Regions from separate parts of the Homo sapiens genome. Here all the other regions are linked to region 2. Evidence: chromatin contacts called from ENCODE Hi-C or POLR2A ChIA-PET data. All regions are on one chromosome and are shown on one strand. Each heading gives the region's core, a stretch centred on a gene start or an enhancer-like site at or near the end of the contact. The rest is flanking DNA. Distances are from core to core; before and after follow the strand shown.

Region 1 (4,932 bases), core at 1,679-4,178, 600 kb before region 2:
TGGAGTGCAGTGGTACGATCTCAGCTCATTGCAGCCTCTACCTCCTGGGCTCAAGTGATTCTCCCACTTCAGCCTCTGGAGCTATAGACTCTCTACACCACGCCTGGCTAATTGTTTTTGTATTTTTAGTAGAGAAGGGGTTTTGCTACATTGTCCAGGCTGGTCTCAGTCTCAAACTCCTGGACCCAAGAGATCCTCCCACCGCAGCCTCCCAGAGTGCTAGGATTACAGGTGTGAGCCACCACACACCTCGGCTCATTTTTAATTTTTTTGTAGAGATGGAGTCTCGCTGTGTTACCCGGCCTCAAGCGATCTTCCCACCTTGGCCTCTCCAACGTGCAGGGATTATAGGTGCAAACCACCACACCCGGCCATAGTGTTGTTAAGGCAGGTTGATGCCTAAACTTGAAATAATGTAGTCAGCCCATTTTGGTTAGGATGGTGATGTACTTCAAGGCGGTTCTGAAAGTGCATAATTGAATTGGTTTTTAAGCCACTGTTTTCCGCAAATGGGGCTTTCAAAGGCAGGTATTTGTCTAGTTGATGTCTGGGCTCAGCCCCTGATTTCCCTTGGTCAAGCCCCTTATCTGCCCAGACCTGGGATCCTGAGTTGCAAGTAGGGCCACTGCTGCTTAACTCTGGTGTGGGGGTCCTGGAAGTGTGAAGACGAGCACCCAGCCTGTCTGACCCCACTCCAGTGTTGAATACAGGGCACTGATTGGCAGCACTCTATGTCACCCAGGCTGGAGTGCAGTGGCGTGATCTCGGCTCACCGCAACCTCTACCTCCCGGGTTCAAGCGATTCTCCTGCCTCAGCCTCCCAAGTAGCTGGGATTACAGGCATGTGCCACCACGCCCGGTTAATTTTGTATTTTTAGTAGAGATGGGGTTTCTCCATGTTGGTCAGGCTGGTCTCGAACTCCTGACCTCAGGTGATCCACCCGCCTCGGCCTCCCAAAGTGCTGGGATTACAGGCATGGGCCACCGTGCCTGGCCAGGTGATGCTTTTAATGCATAAAGATAAAGCATCTTTTTCTCTCTTTTTTTTTTTTTTCTGAGACAGGGTCTTGCTTTGTCACCCAGGCTGGAGTGCAGTGGTGCCATTACAGCCCACTGCAGCCTCGACCTCCCGGACTTAAGCAGTCCTCCCACCTTAGCCTCCCAAAGTGCTGGGATTACAGGTGTGCAGCCCTGCACCCGGCGAGAAAGCATCTTTTCATAACTGTTTCTTTTTTTGGAGATGGAGTCTCGCTCTCGCTTTATCTACCAGACTGGAGTGAAGTGGTGCGATCTGGGCTCCTGTATCCTCTGCCTCCTGGGTTCAAGCAATTATTGTACCTCAGCCTCCTGAGTAGCTGGGATTACAGGCGTGTGCCACCATGCCTGGCTAATTTTTGTGTTTTTAGTAGAGATGGGTTTCACCATGTTGGCCAGGCTGGTCTTGAACTCCTGACCTCAGGTGATCCGCTAGCCTTGGCCTCCAAAAGTGCTGGGATTACAGACATGAGCCACCGCGCCCGGCCTCATAAGTTTTTGTTGCGGAGTCTGGGTGTCTTGGTGTGGACTCAGCCTCACTGCTAGGCACAGGGTGGTATCCAGTTCTTACAGGGATGGACAGTGCTGTAGTAAGCGCCTGCCTCTAGGTGGTCACTTCAAGCTGTGCTCAAGTAGCAGTTCCATAACATCATTACAAAAATATTAGCCTGCTGTCTGAATGGCTTACAGTTTATAATTGAGGGTGGTAAGTGGGGCTAAGATGCCTGTTTGGTGTTTTGTTTTGGATACCTGGGTATATGCACACATAGTAAGGAAATTTCCTTATTTTATTTAAGATTTTGTTTGTAGCGTGTGAATGACTTGCTTCGACCGGCCCTTTAGGAAGTGTCTGACAGGCTGCCTCCCCTGAGATCTCTCCTCCATAATTATCCTTCATTCCACGGGAGTGGGACTTTCTCATCGCTGAACAAAGGGAATAGCCAGTTTGTCCTATTGAAGTACCCGTTCTGGTTCTCATTAAGGGTTGCCTCGGAATTTGTAAATAAAGGAACGTTCAGAATAAGGACAGGGCCTTCCTTTTCTTTAGTTCATTGGTTTTTAAAATTTCTATTTTGGCTGGGCGCGGTGGCTCACGCCTGTAATCCCAGCACTTTGGGAGGCCGAGGCGGGCAGATCACGAGGTCGGGAGATCGAGACCATCCTACATGGTGAAACCCCGTCTCTACTAAAAATACAGAAAAATTAGCTGGGCATGGTGGCGGGCACCTGTAGTCCCAGCTACTTGGGAGGCTGAGGCAGGAGAATGGCGTGAACGTGGGAGGCGGAGGTTGCAGTGAGCCGAGATCGCGCCACTGCACTCCAGCCTTGGCGACAGAGCAAGACTCAAAAAAAAAAAAAAAGAAATTTCTATTTTGGGTGTTGATACTACCAACCTGTTATTTTACACATGAATGTGTATCAGAGAGCAGAGACCCTTAGCCCGTATCAGGCGTTGCTCTTGGTTGTGGCTGGAGGTGCTGGGGCTGAGCTGTGGGGCAGAGCAGGACTGGGACCCCAGGAGGGCCCCCCGCTGCTGGCGTCTCCTTTCCACGGCAGGCTGGCACCTCGCTCCACCCCTGCCTGCTCAGTTGCTGCCTCTGTCAGCCCCCCCTGGGGGCAGCCCCACCGGTACCAGCTCCTGCGGACGCCTCTGCCGTCACCCCTCCCTCCGTGGAGGGTGACCTCCTACAGCCCCTGCTGTCATCTCTTCTCTCTTCCTCATCCTATGGCTCCCCAGGTCACTTCTCGGCGTCCTCTATCCTCTGTGGGCACCCCCTCCGGTGCCTGCCCCCGTGGGTGCCCCCACTGTGCACCCTTTCCTAGGTGGGTGGCTGCCCCTTGTTGCACCCCACGCCGTGCCGGTCCTGTGGGCATCAGCGTGATCTCGGCCCCGCCCCGCCCCGCTCGGGAAAGGCCTTTTGTTCCGCGCGACACGCCCCTCCGCTGCGCGCCCGCGATTGGCTGTCCCGGGTCACGTGTGAAGCCCCGCCCCCGTGGGAACCGTCCTGGTCGTTGGGGGGGGGGGCAGCTCCCATGTGGGCGTGGCCTTGAGGCCCCGGGGGTGTAGCTGAGGGGCAGGCGCTTGCTTTTCTCTTTAAACAGATTGCGGTAAAGAAATAGAAAAGGCGCCCCGCGGGACCCCGGGCCTCTCCAGGGTCCATCTTTTTTTTGTTTTTCTTTTGAGCCAGGGTCTGGCTCTGTCTCCCAGGCTGGAGTGCCGTGGCTCGATCTTGGCTCACTGCAACCTCTGCCTCCTGGACTCAGCTGATCCTCGTGCCTCAGCCTCCGGAGTACCCAAGCGATCCATATGCCTAGGCTTCCCAGAGTCCTGAGATTACAGGCCTGAGGCACCATGCCCAGCCTCTAGGCCCATTTTCATTGGGAAAAAAAAATACACGTGGCCTGCAGCTGTGTAGCCACAGAACGAGTGGCCATCTGCCAGCCCACCCCTGTCCAGAAGAGCGCTCCTGCACTGTGGCCCTGCAGCCACCCTGGGTCTCGTTCTCAGAAAAAACAGGCTTGCCCCATTCCTGTGGTGCCACTTTTCCAGATTGACACACAGACACAGGTTTGTCCTTTTTTTTTTTTTTTTGACAGGGCCTCACTCTGTCGCCCAGGCTGGAGTGCAGTGGTGTGATCTTGGCTCAGTGCAACCTCAACCTCCTGAGCTCAAGTGATCCTCCCACCTCAGCCTCCAAAGTAGCTGGGACCATAGGCGCACACCACCACGCCCAGCTGAATTTTTGTATTTTTTGTAGGGGTGGGGTCTTGCTGGTTTCGAACTCCTGGGCTCAAGTAATCCACCCACCTCTCCTCCCAAAGTGCTGGGATTACAGGAATGAGCCACTGCGCCCGGCCTCTGTCTTCTTTCCAGAGCTCTGTTTGGCGGTGTCACCTGACAGACCTGACACTTCCCGCTTGCCCTGTGCGCCTCCCCAGGCCTCTGTCGTCCGGCAGGTGCAGAACTCCTGTCTGGATGGGTCCGGGGTGTGCCTAGCTGGGTCTCCACTGTGCATTCTGTGAGTAACTGGTGGGAGGAGAAACTTTTCCAAGTATCCATTTCTAAGATTAACTGTTGCTGCTTGTATCTGGCGGGTCTGGAGTCTGATCTTTTTTTTTTCTTTCTTTCTTTTTTTTGAGATCGAGTCTCCCTCTGTCACCCAGGCTGGAGTGCAGTGACACGATCTCGGCTCACTGCAGCATCCACCTCCCGGGTTCAAGTGATTCTCCTGCCTCAACCTCCCGAGTAGCTGGGATTACAGGCGTGCGCCACCATGCCCAACTAATTTTTGTGTATGTGTGTATTTTTAGTAGAGATGGGGTTTCACCATGTTGGCCAGGCTGATCTCTTAACTCCTGACCTCAGGTGGTCCACCTGCCTCAGCCTCCCAAAGTTCTGGAATGACAGGCGTGAGCCACTGTGCCCGGCCAGGAGTCTGATCTTTCTATTAAAAGATCCTCTTGCAATATTTAATTTTAAAATGTTGAATGCCTTAGGACCTAAGGCGTAGGTGAAAGTTCCACTCACTTCAGGGTGTGTAGAATTTGCTGTTTAAACTGATCTCATGATGAGCTTGGGCTTTGGGAGCAAGAGGAAAGCCCACGGCCGGCCTGGGACGTGCGAGCAGTCTTTAAAACTCAGAGGCATCCGGGTGCAGTGGCTCATACCTGCAGTCCAAATACTTCAGGAGGCCTAGGCAAGTGGATCGCTTGAGCCCAGGAGTTTGGGACCAGCCTGGGAAACAGCAAGATTCTGTCTCTACAAAAAAATTAGGCCGGGCGCGGTGGCTCACGCCTGTAATCCCAGCACTTTGGGATGCCAAGGCAGGCGGATCACCTGATGTCAGGAGTTCAAGACCAGCCTGGTCAACATGGTGAAACCCTGTCTCTACTAAA
Region 2 (4,484 bases), core at 973-3,472:
GGCGGATACCATCAATCGCCTGGGGGCCCAGATAGAACAAAAAGGGGCTGGGCACGATGGTCCACGCCTGTAATCCCAGCACTTTGGGAGGCTGAGGCAGGCGGATCACTTGAGGTCAGGAGTTCGCGACTAGCCTGGCCATGGTGATACCCCATCTCTCCTAAAAAATACAAAACAAATTGCCAGGCATGGTGGCATGCACCTGTAGTCCCAGCTACTCTGCAGACTGAGGCAGGAGACTCGCTTGAACCTGGGAGGTGAACGCTGCAGTGAGCTGAGGTCGTGCCACTGCACTGCATTCTGTCTCTAGCCTAGGAGACAGAGCGAGACTCTGTCAAAAAAAAAAAAAAAAAGAGGGAAAAGAAGTTCTGCTCTTGTTCCTGGCGCTGGGACTCTCTCTTCCTCCTCCTGCCCTTGGACAGGGCCCCCAGCCTTGGGACTCCAGGACTTAACACCAGCGGCTCCTTGGATTCTCAGCTTTCAGCCCTGGCCTGAGTCACACCTTTAGCTCCCCTGGTTCTTCCGTTTCCTGACTTGGACCGAGCCAGGCTGCCAGCATCCCAGGTCTCCGGCTTGCAGATGGCATCCCTCCCGGGACTTCTCGGCCTCCCTAACCGCATGGGCCAATTCCCCTGACAAACCCACTATCATCCGTCTATTAATCCGTCTCTCCAATATATTGGTCGGCCTCTGGAGAATGCCTACTGATGCGACACCTGTTTCTGTACACTGGCTTCTGCCTCAGATCTCACAGGCGTGCCAGGGAAGAAGCATTCCAGATCCCATTTAGGAAACTGTGGAGGACGGTGTGAAAGTAAAAGCTCAGGACCCCAATTCAGGCTGCCAAAAGGACAGAACGAAGCCGAAGACGGAGCCGGTCAAGTTACTGCCTCTCCCTGTGTTGTTGGGCAGGTAACTACAGACGCGAGGTCAGATCTCACTCTCCATTGCCCTCATCTTGCGGACGCATCATCGGCGACCCCAGCCCCCCACCCCCCGCCCCTCCTTTTCTCTTCCCACCGTGGGCTCAGAAACAGGACCGGAGCCTTCCTTACCCCGCAGCCCGCTTTCCCCCTTTAAATACGGAGGCCTCAAAACCATCTCTGGAGAAAGGCATCGACCTGTCCCCCCAGGCGCGACCTCGACCTTGCCGAGCCACGCTCCGAAGCCCACCGAGGCCTGTCCCGGCTACTTCTTGGTTTACAACTGAAATGGACCAAAAAGACAGCGGGCATCCTTCTGGATCATCTGATTCTGCAGGGGTCTGCGACTTTCGCCGTCTTCGAGATATTTTACGGTCCTGGAGTTGCAGAAAACGTCGAGCAACGCGAGCGACTCTCGACCAGCGTCGCGTCCGTCAAATGCAATCGATCATCGCCAGTGGAGAGTGACCGGATATGAGAGCCCTGCCCGACTCCAACATGGCCGCCCAGCCCACGACCGAGGCCTGGGCAGCCGCTGCCAGGAGCCAAGATGGCTGCGACGAGCGCTGACGTCACGCGGGCGGCCACCGTGCGCGGCTGACCCTTTCCTGCCGGGACCCGGAAATTATCTCCCAAGGCGGAAGTAAACGGCGCGCGACGGTCGGTTGAAAAGTTGGCCGGGGCGGGCGAAGGCTGCGAGCGGGGCCGTCCGGGTGGTCTGGGCGACTGCCCCGAGGGCCCGCCACGCCCTGGGGCCAGCCCTGACCGTCTTACCTCAGTTTCCCCACCTGTAAGAGGGATCCGCTGGCGGGTCCCTTTGCCATCCCCCTTCTCTAAATGCAGGGACAGAAGACGGCCGCTGGCGGGACGGCCACAGGGGCCCAGGCCCGGCGCCTGCACGCGGGGCTCGCGCCCGGGTGTTTGGCCATATCGGGAGGCGGCAGGAGGCGGCGGCGAGGGGCCCTGGCGAGGGCACAGGCGGGTCAGGGAGCAGCGCTGGCTGAGGCCCGGCGGCCAGAGGGAGCGGGAGGGAAGGTGCGGGGCCTGGGCTGCTGCCTCCTGGGCACGTCTAGCTTTCGAGGGTCACACCGCGGGGAGAGGTGACATTTTGAAAAGGTAATGGGGGCCACGATCCCTCCAGAGGCTATAGGGAGGACCCTTCCTGCCTCTTTGAGCTCCTGGGGGCTCTGGGAGCTCCAGGCGTCCTTAAGAGGCTTGTGGCCGCGTGGCTCCAAACTTGTTTTTGTTTTGTTTTGTTTTGTTTTGTTTTTTGAGACGGAGTCTCGCTCTGTCACCCAAGCTGGAGTGTAGCGGCGCGATCACGGCTCACTGCAAGCTCCGCCTCCCGGGTTCTCGCCATTCTCCTGCCTCAGCCTCCCGAGTACCTGGGACTAGAGGCGCCCGCCACCACACCTGGCTAATTTTTTTGTATATTTTTTTTAGTAGAGACAGGGTTTCACCGTGTTGGCCAGGATGGTCTCAACCTCCTGACCTCGTGATCCGCCTGCCTCCGCCTCCCAAAGTGCTGAGATTGCAGGCGTGAGCCACCGCCCCCGGCCCAAACATTTTTTTTTTTTTTTTTTTTTTTTTTTTGAGATGGAGTCTCCCTCTGTTGCCCAGGCTGGAGTGCAATGGCATGATCTCGGCTCACTGCAACCTCCACCTCCTGGGTTCAAGTGATTCTCCTGCCTCAGCCTCCCGAGTAACTGGGACTACAGGCGCGCAGGCCACCACCCCTGGCTAATTTTTGTATTTTTAGTAGAGACAGGTTTCCACCATGTTGGCCAGGTGGTCTGCCCACTTTGGCCTCCCAAAGTGCTGGGATTACATATGTGAGCCACCATGCCCGGCCTCAACTTTTTTTGAGACAGAGTCTCACTCTGTTGCCCAGGCTGGAGTGCAGTGACATTATCTCAGCTCACTGCAGCTTCCACCTCCCAGGCTCAAGCAATCCTCCCACCTCAGCCTCTCCAATAGCTGGGACCACAGGTGCGCACCACCACACCCAGCTAATTTTTGTATTTTTTTGTAGAGACAGGGTCTCACTTTGTTGTCCAGGCTGGTCTCCAACTCCTGAGCTCAAGGGATCCTCCCGCCTTGGCCTCCATAAGTGCTGGGATTACAGGTGTAAGCCGCTACTTCCTGTCGTCTACTCTCTGTATTTTGCAAATAAAACGTTTGCAGGTCATGTCAAACATCAAGTGATTGATCTGTGGGGACGCAGGCGCCTTCCTCAGAGCCCCTCCCTCCCCTGCTTCTGCCCCAGCCAGCCTTGTGCATCTGCAGATACCGAGGCTGCTCAGGGGCGCTCTGCTGTCCACTGAGTGCGAGGAGTCTCAGGCGCTGCAGGGACCCGGGTGCTGCCACACGGGTGGACAGCCCATGGTGGCCGGTTGGAGGCCTCTAGCACAGACCCTGCACACCTGGAGGCTTCTGCTGGCAAAGCCCTGGGACCTAAGACCAGATGCCCAGGGCTATGGCCCACTTGGGATGACACACAGGGTCCCCAGATGTGTGCATCTACCCCAGTGACCCCCTTTTTGGGATGCTTGTGTCTGTTCTGGGGCTGCTCTGGGCCCCAGGGGTTGGGGGTGGGCGGTGTCCCCTTGTGAGAAGGGGCCCGCATGGCAGGAGTTCCCTGTGGGCGCAGGCCAGGCCCTGGAACGGTCTGTACCTCGCACACTGCATTTGCGAGCGGCTGCGCTGTTCCTGAGCTGGTTGGGAGCTCAGAAATGCAGGCGGGTGTCTTCCTGCCCCATGGGGTGGTAGAGATAGCCAGGAAGTGAGTGCCGGCCGCCCAGGGCCCCAGGCTTATTTCCCGAGACGGAGCTTGGCCACCTGTGGTCTGGTCTCCACGTAGCAGGATGCACGTTCGAGGCCTGTGACCCATGGGGTGGTAAGTGGGGTGTGCAGCTGCCCCACCCGTGTTGGGGTGACCTGGCTGTCCCCAGCAGCCACCTCTGCACGGGGGCTTCTGGTCAGTTCGGGCCATCCTAGCATCTGGCTAGGCTCTGCCAAACCCATTTGCCAATCAGATTTGGAAGACTGGACATTCTGTGGTTTCCCTAGCCCCGGAAGCAGCAGCAGGGCCATCCCCTGCACTGGGGGTCCCAGGATCCCTGATGGGCTGTGGCGTGACCCATCCAGGGTCTTAGAGGCCAACCTGGATTCACAGCATGTCCTGTGGTTAGAGGTACAGGCGGGTCCTTGGGCCCTGATGCACTTACAGTGGTGGCCACCCAGCCCGGGATGTTTGAATGAAGCCGTGGGGACAGCCAGAGGCCAGAACACACCGTCTTAACTTCTAGGTGTCCTTAGGCAAAATCACGGGACCTTTGTCATCCCTTTTTTTTTTTGAGACAAGGTCTCCCTGTTGTGAGCTGTGGCATGATCACAGTTCACTGCAGCCTCCACCTTCCAGGCTCAAGGGATCCTCTAGCCTCAGCTTCCCAAAGTGCTGGAATGACAGGTGTGAGCCACTGCACCCAGCCTAGTCATCCCAAAGCAAGTGTCCGTCTGTGTGGGCAGGGACTCTCCCAAAGCCAGAAGCCCTGTCAGGCT
Region 3 (4,566 bases), core at 642-3,141, 980 kb before region 2:
TTGTGCCACTGCACTCCAGCCTGGGCAACGGAGCGAGTCTCCGTCTCCCCCCAACAAAAAAACGAAAGCTTGGACTAGGTGCAGTGACTCACGCCAGTAATCCCAGCACTCTGAGAGGCCAAAGTGGAAGGATCATTTCGGTCCAGGAGGAGTTCCGCACCACTCTCAATAACGTATTCAGACCCCATGTCTACACATTAAAAATGTAGCCAAGCGGGGTGGTGCATCCTGTGGTCCCAGGTGCTCAGGAGGCTGAGGTGGGAGGGTCGCTTGAGCCCAGGAGGTCAAGGCTGCAGTGAGTTATGATCGTGCCACTGCACTTCAGCCTTGGCGACAGTTAAGACCCTGTCTCAAAAAAAAAAAAAAGCTTCTATCAATCTCAGTAATATCCTTACTTTGTAGTAAATCCGTCCTGATAATAAGGACAGGCTTTTCCAGGCTTCTCCTCTGGAATAAGACTCCAGCACTGGGCCAGGCGCCGTGGCTCACGCCTGTAATCCCAGCACTTTGGGAGGCTGAGACGGGCGGATCACGAGGTCAGGAGATCGAGACCATCCTGGCTAACACGGTGAAACCCCGTCTCTACTAAAAATACAAAAAATTAGCCGGGCGTGGTGGCGGGCGCCTGTAGTCACAGCTACTCGGGAGGCTGCGGCAGGAGAATGGCGTGAACCCGGGAGGCGGAGCTGGCAGTGAGCCGAGACCGCGCCACTGCACTCCAGCCTGGGCGACAGAACGAGACTCCGTCTCAAAAACAAAAGACTCCAGCACTCGGTTTCTAATCTGTCAGAGTTGTGCTGCAAGACCTTGCTGTCCGAGGAATGTTTTCCTTTTGGTATCGGACTCGAGGTCTCTTAGAAGATAAATGCGGCTCCCACTACTCAGGAGGGCCCACGGCGCTGATCTGGCGAACGGATCGTCCCCACTGGTGTGAATTCTGTCCCGCGCAACTTACACTTTTCTGAACACTGAGAGCGCCACTTCCACAAAGAACTTAAAAGCATGTGAGATTCTGGCGTCCGTCTTACTTTCATGACTGCGCGCGTGTGATTTATTTAGAGACAGGGTCTCGCTCTTGCCCGGGCTGCGGTGCAGTTGCAACCGCGACCTCCAGGATAGCGGGGCCCACAGGCGCCACCGCGCCCGCCTACAACGCGGTGCTCAACAAAGTTAACTTTAAAAGCTCCCCCAACTCCACGACTCAGGCCCTCCGAGATCACGGAGCTTCCACATCGAAGCAGGAGCACGCGGGAAACGACCCTGTTTAGAAAATGCCCGCGCCGCGGCCTCTGGCCCGGCCCAGCCACGCCGGCCGGTGATGGTCGCACCGGAGGCGCGCGACGCAGCGAGGCCGCCCCGGGAAGGGACGCGGCGGGGCCCCAAGCGAGGCCCTGGAGCGGCTCCGCACCCTGGCCCGCCACTCACCGGCCGCCGCCTCCATCCCGCCGCCTCCAGGAGCTCGCGGCTGCAGTCCGCTTACGCCCGCGGGCCGTCAGCCTCCCAGCTAGAGCGAAGGGCCTTCCAACCAATGGGCAGTGCGTGCCCGCCCGTGGCTCTTCTTGACAGGCCTAATCCTGCTGTCCCAGCCAATCAGCTTGCCGGAGGAGCTCTCGATCCGGTCCCGCAGGTTCCGGCGCAGACGATGACACGGACCTACTTTCCGGTCAACGCGGCCTGCGGTACCACCTCCCACCCGGGTCCAATGTGCGCGCGAGCTTTGTCTCCAACCGCTTGGGAACTGACCAATAGGAACGTTGGATTAGGACTGACAGTTCCTGAAACCTCTCGGCAATAGCTTTGTCACCCGACTCCCGCCCCCTCTCCCGAAGCTCCGAGACAGGTGTGCCCGCCCCTCGCCGCCGGAGCCAATGGGCGCAGGGGGCGGGGATTGTTTACGTCTCGCTCCGGGGCGGAAAGTGGGTCAGGGCCGGGCCGGCGGAGCGCGCAGCGGGGGCTGCAGGTGAGTGGCGGGGCACGGGCCGACGTCTCGGGCTCTGGGCGGGCGCGCTGACCTTGCGGGCGCGGCGGTAGCAGCGCGGCCAGGGCGCCGCCTTTGTTCCTCTCCGGAGGGCCGCGCCCGAGAGAGGCTTCCCCGGTGCCGCCGACTCCGGAACCCGCGCGCCCGCGGGAGGGAACAGCCAGGCCGGGCTGCCGCCGGGGAGGGCGGCTCCCGCTGCACACGCGCTCGCCTGGGGCTGGGCAGGGTTCGGCGGTCCGGGCGCCGCGATCCGCCCCGGCCTCCCTGGAACCCCACCCGGGGCCCAGCGGGCGTTGCCAGCCGCGAGCCCGGCGCAGGGGTCGGCCCTGGAAGGCTAGGCGGGAACCCCGGAGCTGGCGAGGGAGGTGCCAGGCAGGTGGCCTGGGAAGCGCAGACCTGGCCCTCGCAGCCTTTTGCATTTTATACCATAACAGCGGCCAGCGCTGAGCAGGTTTTAAGATTTGTGTTTCACGAGGAGCCCTGGCGGTAGCGAGCGGAGGGGAAGGCGAGCTGCGCGGCCCAGGAGACGGTGGCGGGAGGAGGATGCAGGCGGGTGCGGCGGTCGGGCCGGGCGTGAGGGGAAGGTGTCGGGGAGCGGTCACGGTGCTTCTGGCATGAGGAACTGGGAGGCCGGAGATGCCATTTGTCAAACCGGACGACAGAGGAGGAGCGAGTGGAGGTTTTAGATGCCTGCGGGACAGGCGGGCGGGGCAGCCAGGTTCGTGAGGTGGAACCGGAGAGAGGGGCTGGGATTCGCATTCCGGAGTCATGGGTGTCTGGGTGGCGTTTCACAGGATCTACCTGGGTTTTATTGAGCTGCTCAGATCCTGGAGTGAGGTACGGGCTCCTGAAGCGTTCTGGAGCCCTGGCTGGGCACCGGTGCGGCCCCTGCAGTCCCCACTTTGAGTGGGTCCGTGGCCCAGCCTGGAAGCTCAGGGCTGGGAGTGCTGTGAGTCTTCCTTTGCCCAGAGCCTGTGTTTTCTTCTAGATTCTTTCCACCATGGCCAGACGCCCCCGGAACAGCAGGGCCTGGCACTTCGTCCTGAGTGCAGCCCGCCGAGACGCAGATGCCCGGGCCGTGGCTCTAGCAGGCTCCACTAACTGGGGCTACGACTCTGATGGGCAGGTAGGTTCCAGCGGGCGAGGCGGACGTGGCTGGCCTAAGGTGTGGAGATGCCCTAGGCAGGCAGGCAGACATTACCTGAACACGGAATCAGTCGGAGAAAAAGATGCTTCTGAGGCTAGAGGACCAGTCCAAACCTGGGCCTGTCTCCTGGATGCACCGCATTCAGTAAGACTCTTTAATTTGGCAAAGGACACACACAGCCTCAGGGGTGACAGGACCTCAGAACACACTGCATTCTTCACTGTGCTTTCTCCTCTGAAACACATGGTGCATGGAGAGGTTGGCAGTTGCTTTTGGTTCATTCAACAGAAATTCTCCACTACGGGGCTGGGCACTGTGGCTCACACCTATAATCCTAGCACTTTGGGAGGCTGAAGCTGGAGGACCACTTGAGCCCAGGAGTTTGAGACCTGCCTGGGCAACATGGTGAAACACTGTCTCTACAAAAATTTAAAAAATGTGTCAGGCGTGGTGGCACGTGCCTGTAGTCCCAACGACTCAGGAGGCTGAGCTGGGAGGATTGCTTGAGCCAGGGAGGTCAAGGCTGCAGTGAGCCGTGATCACACCAGTGCGTTCCAGCCTGGGTGACAGAGCTAGACCCTGACTCAAAAAAAACAAAAACAAAAAAATTCTTTGGTTTACCCAGCCCATTTCTGGAGGTGACCATTGTTAACTTGCTGGTTGTCTTACCAGACGCTTCTTCTGCCAGTACAAACGCATACTCTTTGTTCACATATATGTGTGTTAAAAAACAAACAAACAGAAAAACCCTGATCCTTGAAGGTAAAAATTTCTGCACTTGCTCAGGGAGGCCAGGAACCTGAAGGTATTCAGAACAGCTCAGGTGTTTGTCTGTCTGCAGCCCAGGTGATCTGACATGCTTGTGGGCTTTGCAGGCAGAGCTACCTGCCCCCATGGCCCCTGACCCCCACCTTGGCAGACCCTGAGGGCAGCTGCCTGGCCTGACGGGCGCAGTGAGGCTGGGAGGGGTGGGGGTCCCTGTGGGGGGTGATTTCCCAGTCGGTTTCCTGAGATCTCCCTCGGACCAGAGCAGGAGTGTGGCTGCGCCTCCCTGCCCCACTTCCAGCTACCACAGGTCATGTGCCCTGGAGCAGTCTCTCCTGGCCTCGCAGGGTCATGGCTGTGGGACGCGGGCGTGTCCACAGGCCAGGCCAGTGTCTGACACACGCATGCTGCTTGTCCTCTGTCACCATGGGCCGTGTCCTTCCGGGGCGGCTGCTTGTGTGACCTGGTGCTGCTCTCTGCTGTCACAGCTCCCCTGCGCTGCTGTTCCGGCTCAGCCAGGTGTCCTGGGAGGGGTGGGCTCCTCTCCTCTGAGTGAGGACTCCCTAAGCCCGGTGGGTCCATTAGGCCTTGGGGGCAAATTGGGAAACAGGGTCCTTACCCACCGGGTGGGGGCCGTCCTGAGGTCTCCTGGAGCTCCCTGCTCCAGCCAGGGAGA

The links. Hi-C counts contacts between places; a loop is a spot of excess contacts on that map. ChIA-PET counts read pairs that join two places held with the same protein, here RNA polymerase II (POLR2A). Pooled maps may share reads with other maps.
Region 1: a pooled map shows a loop between it and region 2 (6-fold over the local background). The contact joins the promoter of UNKL-AS1 here to the enhancer-like site in region 2. A Hi-C loop is called at or near these places in 1 of 37 single-sample maps with no recorded cell type and 2 of 50 pooled maps. POLR2A ChIA-PET finds 5 or more read pairs at or near these places in 1 of 52 experiments (activated CD4-positive, alpha-beta T cell).
Region 3: a loop to region 2 is called in a map with no recorded cell type, with 10 times the contacts of the local background. The contact joins the promoter of SPSB3 here to the enhancer-like site in region 2. A Hi-C loop is called at or near these places in 6 of 37 single-sample maps with no recorded cell type and 8 of 50 pooled maps.

Annotation. Positions count from the first base shown.
Region 1 is chr16:1,406,390-1,411,321 of GRCh38, reverse strand. UNKL-AS1 (UNKL antisense RNA 1) reads right to left here and starts at 2,928. Exons shown (of 2, transcript NR_188570.1): 1 at 2,430-2,928. The region is part of intron 2 of UNKL (unk like zinc finger); the gene reads left to right. RefSeq lists silencers at 2,505-2,654, 2,925-2,994, 3,045-3,094, 2,973-3,150.
Region 2 is chr16:804,874-809,357 of GRCh38, reverse strand. No RefSeq gene overlaps it. Among named protein-coding and RNA genes, the nearest start is that of GNG13, 6.4 kb to the right of the region's middle. RefSeq lists an enhancer at 1,291-1,520 and a silencer at 1,601-1,810. Within about 2 kb of position 2,222, at least 33 of the 41 ENCODE cell types and tissues checked have a DNase peak (open chromatin) inside an H3K27ac peak, as active enhancers do.
Region 3 is chr16:1,779,896-1,784,461 of GRCh38, reverse strand. SPSB3 (splA/ryanodine receptor domain and SOCS box containing 3) reads left to right here and starts at 1,891. Exons shown (of 7, transcript NM_080861.4): 1 at 1,891-1,960; 2 at 2,967-3,104. The coding sequence starts at 2,979. It overlaps EME2 (essential meiotic structure-specific endonuclease subunit 2), which reads right to left. Exons shown (of 8, transcript NM_001257370.2): 8 at 2,760-4,566. NUBP2 (NUBP iron-sulfur cluster assembly factor 2, cytosolic) reads right to left here and starts at 1,502. Exons shown (of 7, transcript NM_012225.4): 1 at 1,426-1,502. The coding sequence starts at 1,441. RefSeq lists silencers at 560-786, 1,214-1,423, 1,924-2,283 and an enhancer at 1,564-1,713.